Linked DNA regions of Homo sapiens: regions 2, 3 and 4 are each linked to region 1. Evidence: chromatin contacts called from ENCODE Hi-C data. All regions are on one chromosome and are shown on one strand. The core of a region is the stretch at or near the end of the contact, and the rest is flanking DNA. Distances in the headings are between cores, read along the strand shown. Region 1 holds the start of SPRY1 (sprouty RTK signaling antagonist 1). Region 2 has its middle 370 kb from the start of LINC01091. Region 3 holds the start of FGF2 (fibroblast growth factor 2). Region 4 overlaps LOC105377407 (a long non-coding RNA gene).

Region 1 (3,214 bases), core at 149-2,648:
CTAATGAGATCTATGAAAAAAATACAATGAAATCAATTTTATTCTTTTAAATAGCCTATTTTAATACAATTCATAATATTAAGAGTGAATATGTAGCTTTTTGGCTTGATTCTTATTCTATGCTATTTTCTAATGATGCTTTTTTATTGTTATTCATGTTCTTAACAATGCTCTGTGTTCTTCAGAGGCAATTCCAAACACAACTTTAATTTTTGAAAGTGCTCAGACATTTGAAAGTCCTGTGTGTGTGCGTGTGTGTTATGTATGTATATATTTATAGTTTCAACAGAACCACTTGCTATTGTAAATGAGACTAAAAATGTACTTTGAACTAAAAATTTCCATACTTATATGTTTATATGATTTAGATTCTAGAGTTTTGTTATTGTTTGCTTTGTTTTGCCAGACTTTAAGCTACTCCTGATATATAGTACCTGGAAAAATATTTCCTTTCCACTAAGTTTTTGGTCTTTAGGTGGCTTTTAAAAGTTTCTACGGAACCTTCAATTCCACAAAAAGTTATCCTCACTGCAGCATGAAAAGGCACAACTTTGATAATAAATGCCTAAAATCCCATAGTTTGTAAGAAAGTAGAAATCAAGTTTCCTACTTAAAGTGTTTTTTTTCCAGTCATATCAGCTATTACTAAGAATTATAAAACTTCTTGATAAATTTTTTCTATTCTAATTAATTGACTTTTAGCTAATTAAAAAATATACGGGTTTGTATTTTTTGCAAAATTATACAACTATATTACAAAATTGAAAGAATTTGGTTTTTTCTCCATGTGCTTGATTTTTGGGAAATCATATAACAAGCCAAGGTAAAGCAATTATTTAAAAAACCCACAGCAGAAAATTTCACCTTTATTACATATGCTTATATTACATTTGCAGTAAGGAGTGCCACCTTTTGAACTTTAGGTTTCACATATTCTGAACTTTGTTGTAAATAGGAACTGTAATGTTATATAATCATCTTTTTGTGTCAATATACGTTTTCCCTCTAGTTGGTCAGAAGTGATGGCTTGGCATACAACTTTTTTCATTTTCTTTTATTCTTCACAATTCTTTTCTAATTCAACTTAAGAGTAGAGTCCACCAATCCTTTTAATTGAGATCGACAACTGAAGATTGCTAACTAAATCCGAATGTATTCCTCTATGACAAACTGCATTTGCAGAATTTTTAGAGGCACTCCCGAAGTTTTAAGAGGATGTTTATTACACGAGTCTGTAGGGCAACATTTCCAAGTTGGTACACATAAACGAAAGAGGAAACGATAGTTAAGGAAATCCTGTTCCAGGTTTTCGGGCAGCCCGAGTGATTGACACATGATATCACCGGAGGCGTGTCCTGGAGTGGAGGTGGAGGTGGAGGCAAGGAGCTGAAATTCTGCGTAGCCGGAGTGAGACCGCTCTGCAAACCACTGCGTGCTTTGCAGAGTGATTATCAGCACAGTTCCCTGCCCTGGATAAGGAACAGCTACAGTCGCTGTTAAATGTGCCTGAAAAGCAATTTGCAATCTTTGCATTAGGTAAGTACCGTTTCCTTCCGTAGACATTTTAGGAAAGATAAGGTGAGAAATGTTGACTTTTGCAAGGAACTGAACATTTATTTATTTGAACTTGCTTTCCAGCTAAGGTTACTGGTTGCATTTCAAAACACCGGTAGCATTCCCACTGCTAAAACTAATGCTCTTAAAGTAAATGCTACCGCTAAAAGAAAAAGCAGGGTCCCTTTCACCTTTCCTTAACCGAACAGTAGACGTTTAAAGTCTGAAACGATCGAATTTGTGAAACACAGAGCCGTTAATGCCTTTATGCGAAGAGGGGCTAGCACTCGGTGTGTGGACCAAATGCGTGTTTGTTTAGGCATTGTTGGCGACCGAATCCCGAGTGAAGCATTGGTTTAAAACCTGAATTTCCCGTCTCTGTGTATTGATTCCTAACGCGCAGAGGCGTTGCTTGAACGTTGTTTGAACTCCTAGGCATTCCAGGGGGCAAAAGCACCTCGGCAAAAACGTGCAGGACTGCATGTTACTTTGGTTCGCGGCTGACACGCCGACTGTGCGCCGGCCTGTCAATCACCGGGAGCAGCAACAGGGAGCACATGGCAACGGGCTGCGGGCGAGCTGGCCAGCGGCCCGCCCGGGGTCCCAGCCCTTCGAAGAAAGGGACATTCACGAGCTTCTATCTCTAATTCTCTGTCGCAGGCATTTCGGCCGTGGAACCCCAGGCTCGGAGGACTGGGTGTGAGCGCTGCCCGGGAGAGGCTGACCTGCCGGGACCGGAGTGCCCGGGGACGCTGTGCCCCCACTTGCCCAACGTGCGGAATCGGCTAAGCGCGTCGGCCTGCGCGGGGCACAAGGGACGACGCCCGCCTTTCTCTCTCCGAGAAGGATCCCCAAACCTCACTCTCTTCACTCCTCCCCGCTAAAAAAAAAAAAAAAAAGAAAAGGGTAAAAAAATCCCCCTCCCCCTCCCGGCCGCGGCAGCCTCTGCCTGGCAGGCGCGTGCTCCGAGGTTTCGCCGGGGTACTGCGCGGCTCCGTGACCCACCCGCCGACGGCGGTTCGGGCCCCGACCCGGGCGCTGCGGAGTCTCGAACGCCCGTGACGTGGATTTTTCGCTCGTCAGGAAGCCGCCATCCCTTCCTTCGTTCCTTGCGAGGAGCGACTAGAACCCGAGTTCTCTGAGCACACCGTGCCGTCAGCTGGCCCGTCACGCACTCGACTCCGCCACTCCCCTACTTGTTTTTCTGAGACTTGGGAAGCCTTCCTGAAAGGATTTGTAAAAACTGGTTCTTGGAAAGGGGCTGCAGAAGACCTCCCGAGGTGGATGTTACTGAGCCGCCCGGCGAGCACCAGCCGTGACAGGTCCGGGCCCGGCCGCGCGGAGCCGCGGGAGAACTGCCCTCCGCAGCCGGAAGGGGGCCGCGGGGAGCGCTCCTGGCCGGTGGCGGCGGGGGCGGGGGAGGCCGCGAGCCGAGGCGCTCCAACTCCGGCGATGCCGCCTCGCCCTCCCCGCCGCGGTTGATGCGGCACGTGCACGCCGCCGCCCGCACCAGGACCTGGGCCGGGTCGCACGGCTTGGCCCCCGGCCACCGCTTCGGCCTAGGTGAGTGTGTGCGGCGGCCGCCCTCGGCCCGCTGGGCTGTAGGCGCGCGGGCGGGGCTCGCTCGGCGCGGCAGGTGCGGACTCGGCGGCGCTGCTGC
Region 2 (3,263 bases), core at 750-3,249, 620 kb after region 1:
TTGCATTTCTCACTTTCCTAAGGTTAGATCTTAGGGAAGAGGCCATACTATTTTGTCATTTTGTCAGAAACAGAAGGTGAGAAAAACAGATGTATCAACATAAATAGCTACGTAGCTTAAGTTTGAGCCCAAGGTTGCTATAGTGCTGTGTCCCCAGTGAAGTAGTTTACTCAAAAGTGTGTCTCCAGACATGCTGAAGAAAATTTTATTCCTTATTAGACTGATATTTATTTGATATGTGCTGAAGAAGGATCTAGAAAACAAATTTTAATAACTTTGATCTAGCTTCTGAAAGAGAACATTCAAAGGAATTACAGCGTGATGATTCTTAGGAAACAACATTGTCCAAGCCTCTCACCATTCTGAATGTCCCCGTAGGACAGAAGCTGTTTGGAAGCCTCATTGACGTTTGTGATTTTAGACACTCTGTGCTTTCCAAAAAAATGTATACAGCAGACGCGATTTGACATGAACTTAAAACTCACACATGGTGTTGGCACTGTGGCTTTATAAGCTCACGGGTATCCAGGGACAATTACATGAAGGATATTTACTACAACTCTATTCTTAATGAGCCAAGCAGGCTAACTACTCAGTGCTTCACATGAGGCATTACATTATGAAAGACTACAGCAGCAATTTACTAAACAGTACATTAGAGACCTAAGTTCGTGCATCTCTCTAGTGACTAATTTGCTACTCCAAAATAAATGAAACTCCACCCGTACCAGGCAAATACTACATGTGTGGGGCCCTGAAATGACTTGTTTGATTCTGCTATCTACAGAGCTAGAGAATTATTCATTAATATGTATTTGTTAGCTTTGGTTAGAAATGTAAAAATAAAACTGAAAATTTTATTAACAACTGTGATAAGGTATTTTAGAATTTCTGTTTGAAATAAAGACTATTTCCCTAGCTATACATGATCTTTATTCCAATAGAATTTCTAGAAACTTTGTGTTTTTTTTTCTGGATTGGGTTGAAAAATGAGTTTATTTAAATGTTATATTATGAATTCACAAGTTTTATAAGCATATCAATTATATATAATGACCTTAGATATCAGGCAGAAAAACAACTCTATCCCCAGAACTGTAACACGCTTTCCTTCTCAGTAATGGGATTACTTTTCTTATCATTTTGTGGCACTTTCACAGTAACAACAAAGTAACAACACAGTAACAACAAAGATCTCATTTGAGTACATTAATAAGCAAAATCATTGGTCTGAATCATTATAGTTAGTTCACCTTTGAGATTTCTTAGTTCCCTTCCCTTCCTTTCCCTTCCCTTCCCTTCCCTTCCCTTCCCTTCCCTTCCCTCCCCTCCCCTCCCCTCCCCTCCCCTTCCCTTCCCTTCCCTTCCCTTCCCTCCCCTCCCCTCCCCTCCCCTCCCCTCCCCTCCCCTTCCCTTCCCTCCCCTCCCCTCCCCTCCCCTTCCCTTCCCTTCCCTTCCCTTCCCTCCCTTCCCCTCCCCTCCCCTCCACTCCCCTCCCCTCTCCTCTCTTCCCCTCCCCTTTCCTTCCCTTCTCTTCCTTCTTTACTTCCCTTACGTCTTTCCTTCCCTCTTTCGTTTCTTACCTCTTCCCTTCCCTTTCCTTTTTTTCCCTTCCCTCTTTCCTTTCCATTTCCTTCCCTGTTTTCTTCCTTTTTTTTTCTGTTTTCTTCCTGTGCATTTTTTCCTTCTTCCTCCCTCCCTCCTTTCCTTTCTTCCTCCTTCCCTTCCTCTTTCCCTTTCTTCCTTTATTCTTTCCCTATTTCTTCTTTTCCTTTCTTTCTGTTTTTTTCTTAAAGAAAAAGGTCCCAAGCCAAGCCGGATCTGCCATGATGCAGGTTCTGGCATTGGCATCCCCACTGCCCTCATTGTATTGCTTAGGGAAAGGCTGACATTCTTCCAGATCTGGATATGCCTGGGGTTCCAGTTACTGGAGGCTGGAGCTCCTGGGCCAAAGGGCATTCTGGAGTTTGGAACCAAATCAGCAGTTCACGGAATGGCCTGAGCCTGGTGGTGACCTCACAGTTTCAGAGAGAAACTGGGAGGAACTGTGCTGTCAACAACAGGAAGTTGATGAAAAATGAAAGAAGCCCTTGGGGAGTGAAATGAAGAGCAGATGGCTTTAATTGTTAGCCTTGCTGTGACAACTGACAAGAGAAATTCTGCTCTCTTGACATTTAAAAGATACCAGAAATACCAGTGACCACATTCCATAGCTTCTTGAAGGTTTCCATGTCAAGGAGTTCAAACTCCTCTCTATTTTCATTATTGAACAGTCCATAAAAACTGCAGGTGATAAGATCCCTGATGGGTTAGCACTCTAAGAGTTTGATAAGGCACTGAGTGCACGCAGTATAAGGGAGTGGGAAGTCACGGTGAAGGGAGGCGCTTATGCAGGGAAGTTCTGAGTGATTTATAATCTAGGCTGCTGCAAGGAAAACAAGCTCAGGTGGAAATCAAGAGCTGTCTCTATAAGCTCAGTGGATTTTCTTTTATTCCTGTGACTATAGAAATCCAGTTTATTGTCATATTGTGGAATAGTCCTTTGTTAAAAAAAAAGATTTCTATGAAACCTTTAAAGAAATGAAGTAAAAGAGAAATGAATGTTAACACAGAGATATGCTGCCTTATTTGCACAGTCAACTCATTTGTAAGAATTAGAATCCTGAACTATAGAAGGTGGCAAATGCAGATCCTGTGTATGGAGCATCTTAAGGAACCAGAAAAAAACACATACACGCTTCATGCTGAGAGGTGGATACTCTGTTATTACATCAATATGTAATTATTCGGTTGAATGTTTCTGATGCATTCTAAGTATTAACCAAATCTTTTTCTTCTCTGGTGATATAAAACAGAAACATTTCCCCATGACTGAAATCTTAATTAGGGCTACTAAATTAAGACTTAAATGTGAAAGATGAGTTTTGTTCTTTAGCCAGATCCTATGGCATCTCTATGACAATTACCACTACGTTTTCTAGTTTTTCATTGTGACTCTCATATAGAAATCTCCTAGCTCCCTCACCCCTGGGTGAGATAATGCTGAATATGTTCTGCACTGGCTCCCCACAGAGCTCCCCGGCAGGACTGACTGAGCTCCAGTTACCCACACTGATAACTTGCTTGAAAATTAATCCTTCATTGGCTTCCCTCTCTCCCACTACTCAATTCCCTATTACTCCAGTTGTATTTATTCATCTCACCTTTTGCTTGAAATGAAATCTTTGAGTTGGCTTCTGGAAGAACCTAACATAAAACCCCTT
Region 3 (3,004 bases), core at 450-2,949, 570 kb before region 1:
TTTTTTCCTCCTCTATAGAACATATACCAACTGCAAGAAGAAAGAAGAATATGCCTGGTTTTGGGCCTGGCGCGGTGGCTCACGCCTGTAATCCCAGTACTATGGGAGGCTGAGGCGGGCAGATCACCTGAGGTTGGGAGTTCGAGACCAGCCTGACCAACATGGAGAAACCCCGTCTCTACTAAAAATACAAAAAATTAGCCCTGCGTGGTGGTGGCGCATGCCTGTAATCCCAGCTATTCGGTAGGCTGAAGTAGGAGAATCGCTTGAACCCAGGAGGTGGAGGTTGCGGTGAGCCGAGATCGTGCCATTGATCTCCAGCCTGGGCAACAAGAGCAAAACTCTGTCTAAAAAAAATAAATAAATAATAAAAATAAAAACAGTATGCCTGGTTTTAAAGCTTCAAAGAATTTACTCATTCTCCTGTATGTAACATTCTAGAAATGCATCTGGAGTTAAAGCCTTCTTGGAGACTTAAGAACAAATGCACTTATGCATGGCCTTTTGAAACCTAATGTTTCTACAAGGAGGCACGTCCATACTTGCAACTCCTTCTAGAAGCTTCCCCAAATCTCCTGCCTCCCCACGCTGAGTTATCCGATGTCTGAAATGTCACAGCACTTAGTCTTACTCTTCTATGGCCTACTTTCTACTGCTATTTGTGTTACTCATGCTACCCATCTTATCTCCCTCAGTGTGTGAGACGCTGGCATCAGATTTGGCATCTCCCACACACTCAACATTATGTGTTGCACACAGTAGGTACTCAATACATGCAAGTTTTCTGAATAGATATTTTCCTAGTCATCTGTGGCACCTGCTATATCCTACTGAAAATTACCAAAATGCAATTAACTTCAATTTTACATTTGGGATTTACAGAAAATAACTCTCTCTCCAAGAAATGCATAACAATTTAGCTAGGGCAAATGCCAGGTCCGAGTTAAGACATTAATGCGCTTCGATCGCGATAAGGATTTATCCTTATCCCCATCCTCATCTTTCTGCGTCGTCTAATTCAAGATAGGTCAGTAAAGGAAACCTTTTCGTTTTAGCAACCCAATCTGCTCCCCTTCTCTGGCCTCTTTCTCTCCTTTTGTTGGTAGACGACTTCAGCCTCTGTCCTTTAATTTTAAAGTTTATGCCCCACTTGTACCCCTCGTCTTTTGGTGATTTAGAGATTTTCAAAGCCTGCTCTGACACAGACTCTTCCTTGGATTGCAACTTCTCTACTTTGGGGTGGAAACGGCTTCTCCGTTTTGAAACGCTAGCGGGGAAAAAATGGGGGAGAAAGTTGAGTTTAAACTTTTAAAAGTTGAGTCACGGCTGGTTGCGCAGCAAAAGCCCCGCAGTGTGGAGAAAGCCTAAACGTGGTTTGGGTGGTGCGGGGGTTGGGCGGGGGTGACTTTTGGGGGATAAGGGGCGGTGGAGCCCAGGGAATGCCAAAGCCCTGCCGCGGCCTCCGACGCGCGCCCCCCGCCCCTCGCCTCTCCCCCGCCCCCGACTGAGGCCGGGCTCCCCGCCGGACTGATGTCGCGCGCTTGCGTGTTGTGGCCGAACCGCCGAACTCAGAGGCCGGCCCCAGAAAACCCGAGCGAGTAGGGGGCGGCGCGCAGGAGGGAGGAGAACTGGGGGCGCGGGAGGCTGGTGGGTGTGGGGGGTGGAGATGTAGAAGATGTGACGCCGCGGCCCGGCGGGTGCCAGATTAGCGGACGCGGTGCCCGCGGTTGCAACGGGATCCCGGGCGCTGCAGCTTGGGAGGCGGCTCTCCCCAGGCGGCGTCCGCGGAGACACCCATCCGTGAACCCCAGGTCCCGGGCCGCCGGCTCGCCGCGCACCAGGGGCCGGCGGACAGAAGAGCGGCCGAGCGGCTCGAGGCTGGGGGACCGCGGGCGCGGCCGCGCGCTGCCGGGCGGGAGGCTGGGGGGCCGGGGCCGGGGCCGTGCCCCGGAGCGGGTCGGAGGCCGGGGCCGGGGCCGGGGGACGGCGGCTCCCCGCGCGGCTCCAGCGGCTCGGGGATCCCGGCCGGGCCCCGCAGGGACCATGGCAGCCGGGAGCATCACCACGCTGCCCGCCTTGCCCGAGGATGGCGGCAGCGGCGCCTTCCCGCCCGGCCACTTCAAGGACCCCAAGCGGCTGTACTGCAAAAACGGGGGCTTCTTCCTGCGCATCCACCCCGACGGCCGAGTTGACGGGGTCCGGGAGAAGAGCGACCCTCACAGTGAGTGCCGACCCGCTCTCTCCGCCTCATTTCCATTTCGTGGGTTCTCGCCCGCTCTCTCCCCTCCAGCCTGCACCCTCCTCCCGGATCTTCACTGCGACCCTAGCGCTCCGTGTGGTTTCTGGCCGCGCGGCCCTCGGCGGTTTCGGGTTCACCACTCACCCCCTCCTTTCCGGGCTGCGGCGTAGGCCCGGGTGTCCCCTGGGCTTTGGGGTGTGCCAATTTGCCCTGTAAACCAGTACCCCCGGCCCGGAGCCGCGGCGCGCCGGGGCCTCGCGGACTGGCTGTCTTCCCGCGGACAACCTGTCGCGTCGGGGATGCCCGCGGCCCCGCCATGCAGCTCTGGCCGCTTCTATCTGCTGCGTGCTGTCCCGGGGACAAAGACAGGAAGGACCGCAGCAGAACGAAACGGTCTTTACTGGAAAAACACCTTTCTAGAGTCCTGCCCTTAAATTCCGACTCGGGACGACCCGAGGCATATGGCACACTACTCTCACCCACTCTGTTTTATATTTTTCCGAATTGACGAAAGCTGAAAGAGCAAAAACAAAAACCAACCAGCCAACCAGCAAAAAATCCAGATGTTGTTAATAAAGTGCCATAGCTTTGTTTCAGTAGTGAAAAGAAGTGCAAACACTTTAATCTTCCACCTGCAGTGACTAGCTTTGAGACCTTGAGCCGACGCTTAACCCCAGAGCCGGTTTCCTCATCGCTCACGTGGGGCTAATATATTACTACCTTGCAGCAGGCTTGAGGATGAAATGAGAATTGCAGTTTTGCTTT
Region 4 (3,029 bases), core at 302-2,801, 660 kb after region 1:
AGCCAGCAAGAAAATGGTGAAGTCAGTCGTACAACCACAAGGAGTTGATTTCTTCCAGTACTCATGTGAGCTTGGAATAGACCCTTAGCTTCAGAAAGGAATGTAGCCTGGCACTCACCTTAATTTTCTCATCCTTGTGAGTTTGAGCCAATGATACAGTAAAAGTGAGCCTGTACTTAATGATCCACAGTGACTTTAAGATAATACGTGATGTTTTAAAACTTGCTAAGTTTGTGGCAATATGTTATGCATCAGTATAAAATGACTGCAGGTGCCTCTTCAACCTGTTTAATATGACAAGACTTGCTATAAACTTCTGAATTTTGAGAACAAATAAATACATTAACTTTTGAAAGGCAAAGCTTAAAAGCATTAAAGGAAAATAAAACCTATGATATCTTAAATAATTTGGGTTCCAAAAAATGACCAACAAATTGTTATGAGAAAAATACATGATAAATCAACTGAATGAATGAAAATGAATAGCAATGTTATATATTCATTTTAATGAAATGGAAAATAAAGGAAAATGCAACCATGTTTATCTTGGGTTTAAATCAGTATTCATTCACTGCTCTGTTTTAAAGTACTTTATGGTTATGGTTGTTTTACAAACCATGGCAGCTCAATCTCTATTTTATTTAGAAAAGCAAAAATATGTCAAAAATAAATAAAAGTTATACAAAACAAGCAATAATTTTTAGAGAAATAATGCAAACTTCAATTACTTCTAATATTATTTAACACTGAATATCAATAATCAGCTTCTCTAAAATAATTATGTCTTATATTGATCCTTTCCCAAACATATTTCTTCCTTTCACAGGATATTAAACATCTGATTGGGTCAATATAAAAAAATAACTTCTAACATTTACTTTAAGAATTTTTCAACTTAAGTTTAAGAATATAGCAGAATAAAGCTTAAAGAAAAGAAATGTTGAAGCAATCAAACACTTAGTAGTTTTAATTCCTGATTTCCAAAACTTATCAGAGGGAAAAATTAAAAATGGCCTATACATATTTTAGACTGTTATGTTCAATATAAAAATTCAGATGTAACAGACACCTTATTTGGAAATTTGGTAGATAGAATCTGTCAGGGTTGATCACAACTTGGAGAAGAGACCCAGAGACTGTTACATTGGGCTTGGGACTATGAGAATTTTATTTACTTAAAAAAAGTATGGAGAATTTAAATGCTCAAAATTTGCTATTTTAGGACACATGAAACTGAAGTAATGACTTTTATAGCTGCCTAACTACCTCTCATTTGTAGTTTTAAAATATTAAAATTAAGAATATTGGAAATAAATAAATGATACCCTAAAAATTTCTCTTCCAACTGTGTGAAAAATACAACAGTTTCATGTTACTATCACCTCTCCTATTTTTCTTGTCTTAACAAGACTTTGCTAGTTCCAAATTCTTAAGTGTTCTGAGTAGTCATGACATTATCATTCTGTATTTGTGATAGAATGACTAGCCTTAGATAGCTCATAGAAATTGTTATTCATTTCTTGCTTCATGATGTTCAGGGTACAATATGTACCAACACTTTTTTCTCTGTTTTCCTTCCTGCAGCTGATCTGATATTAAAGTGCTGGCTTTAATAAGTTTCCACTTCAGTCTAAAATAGATAATGTAAGAAACCAGAAAGCAGAGGCTGCCAAAGCTCACTGTTTCCTGAAACCAGATTGCTATTTTACTTCTTCCATTGTGAGAAAACACAGGCCTGCAGAACCTGCCCCACCTCTTCCTCAGAGTCAATTGCACCGTCTGTGATCCAGTCACTTCACTGAGGAAGTGCTCTATGTTGAGGGCTATCATCCAATTTCACTTCTTACTTTATTGTTTGCTTTTTTGTTTAAATTTCATTGCTTTCACATCTGGCTGGTGCAGCTTTTATGTGGTATTAAAAGTATGTGTCCAAATATGTGTCCCAGATGAACATCCTGTTTGCCTTTTGATTTAAATTTCTGTTTAGTAAACCTTTGTGGTTTGGATACAGTGAGGAGTATTTTCGGCAGAACTCCCTACCCACTTCCTCAAAAATAATGACTCCCCTGTCCATTCCTCCCTTCCTTACGTCCTCTGCTAAATTAATACTGTCTATCAGATGCATTCTTAGTGATATTCAAGAATATTACCTCCTCTCATGGTGATAAAAATCTATATCTAAAACATTACCGTTTCAGAAGCTCTTTCCACAAAAAGGCTATTTTACATGCTCTGTCATTAGCAGCAAATTGAAAATGTACCCATCAGGCCCTGGTAGAAAAATAACCAGTTTTTGAATTATGAGATATTTGCTTCATTCAGAGAAACATAAACAATGGCTTTTGAAAAAATAGGTTAGCAACTGTATTTTTTCTAGTCAAAATCAGAAAAGAAATATGGTTAAGGTATTTTAAAAATATTTCCTGCAAATTGGTCACAGAAATTCTATCACAGATGAATATATTTACTTGACATATTGCATAAAATTATTTTTTTAAATAACTGTGGTTTAAGCCAATTTTTTTGAAGCAAAATCTTTGGTTGTTCTTGGCATTTCTTAATTTGCTTACTTGGGGGTATTCTCCCCAAATCCACACATATAATTTTCATTGCCTCTAAAAGGGGTTATGAACACACATCTGAAGGAGAATTGACCACTTGTTTTTTGATGTTTTAAAGCCAACTAAAGCATAAACCTCTTGTTTCCTTTCTGATCCCAGGCTTTTTCAATAAGAACAATGCTTATGCAAGATTTCCTAGGGGGATTTTGTGGTTTGAGGTTTTAATAATCTAGGCTAAAATTCAAATAGGAACCACAGCTGCTTGGATAAGACTCTTAGACCTTTTCATTTGAACTGTAGTGAACTTACCAGAATTTTTAACTATTCTGAGCTCTATCTGATATACAAGCAGGGCATGTGGTAGCTGTATTTCCCACATAAGAATATCTGTATACTTGCAAATTGTATAAAATAATATAAAATAATATGCATGTTTCCTTTAATACTTGTTAACTTGTTTAAAACAGA

The links. A loop is a pair of places that touch in the nucleus more often than their neighbours do. Pooled maps may share reads with other maps.
Region 2: a loop to region 1 is called in a map of gastrocnemius medialis, with 2.2 times the contacts of the local background. The contact joins the enhancer-like site here to the promoter of SPRY1 in region 1. A Hi-C loop is called at or near these places in 4 of 168 maps with a recorded cell type or tissue (gastrocnemius medialis and heart left ventricle), 4 of 37 single-sample maps with no recorded cell type and 9 of 50 pooled maps.
Region 3: a loop to region 1 is called in a pooled map, with 19 times the contacts of the local background. The contact joins the promoter of FGF2 here to the promoter of SPRY1 in region 1. A Hi-C loop is called at or near these places in 17 of 37 single-sample maps with no recorded cell type and 12 of 50 pooled maps.
Region 4: a loop to region 1 is called in a pooled map, with 7 times the contacts of the local background. The contact joins the enhancer-like site here to the promoter of SPRY1 in region 1. A Hi-C loop is called at or near these places in 1 of 168 maps with a recorded cell type or tissue (PC-9) and 5 of 50 pooled maps.

What each region holds. Positions count from the first base shown.
Region 1 is chr4:123,395,397-123,398,610 of GRCh38, forward strand. SPRY1 (sprouty RTK signaling antagonist 1) reads left to right here and starts at 1,399. Exons shown (of 3, transcript NM_001258038.2): 1 at 1,399-1,536; 2 at 2,215-2,460. RefSeq lists a silencer at 2,834-3,214.
Region 2 is chr4:124,016,897-124,020,159 of GRCh38, forward strand. No RefSeq gene overlaps it. Among named protein-coding and RNA genes, the nearest start is that of LINC01091, 370 kb to the left of the region's middle. Within about 2 kb of position 2,000, at least 14 of the 41 ENCODE cell types and tissues checked have a DNase peak (open chromatin) inside an H3K27ac peak, as active enhancers do; they include gastrocnemius medialis and heart left ventricle, where a contact is called at or near this core.
Region 3 is chr4:122,825,132-122,828,135 of GRCh38, forward strand. FGF2 (fibroblast growth factor 2) reads left to right here and starts at 1,700. Exons shown (of 3, transcript NM_001361665.2): 1 at 1,700-2,221. The coding sequence starts at 2,044. RefSeq lists promoters at 559-1,741, 910-1,877, cis regulatory regions at 934-1,004, 1,005-1,043, silencers at 1,543-2,022, 2,363-2,657 and enhancers at 2,243-2,322, 2,605-3,004, 3,003-3,004.
Region 4 is chr4:124,058,845-124,061,873 of GRCh38, forward strand. All of the region lies in intron 2 of LOC105377407 (a long non-coding RNA gene), which reads right to left. Among named protein-coding and RNA genes, the nearest start is that of LINC01091, 410 kb to the left of the region's middle. Within about 2 kb of position 1,552, at least 16 of the 41 ENCODE cell types and tissues checked have a DNase peak (open chromatin) inside an H3K27ac peak, as active enhancers do.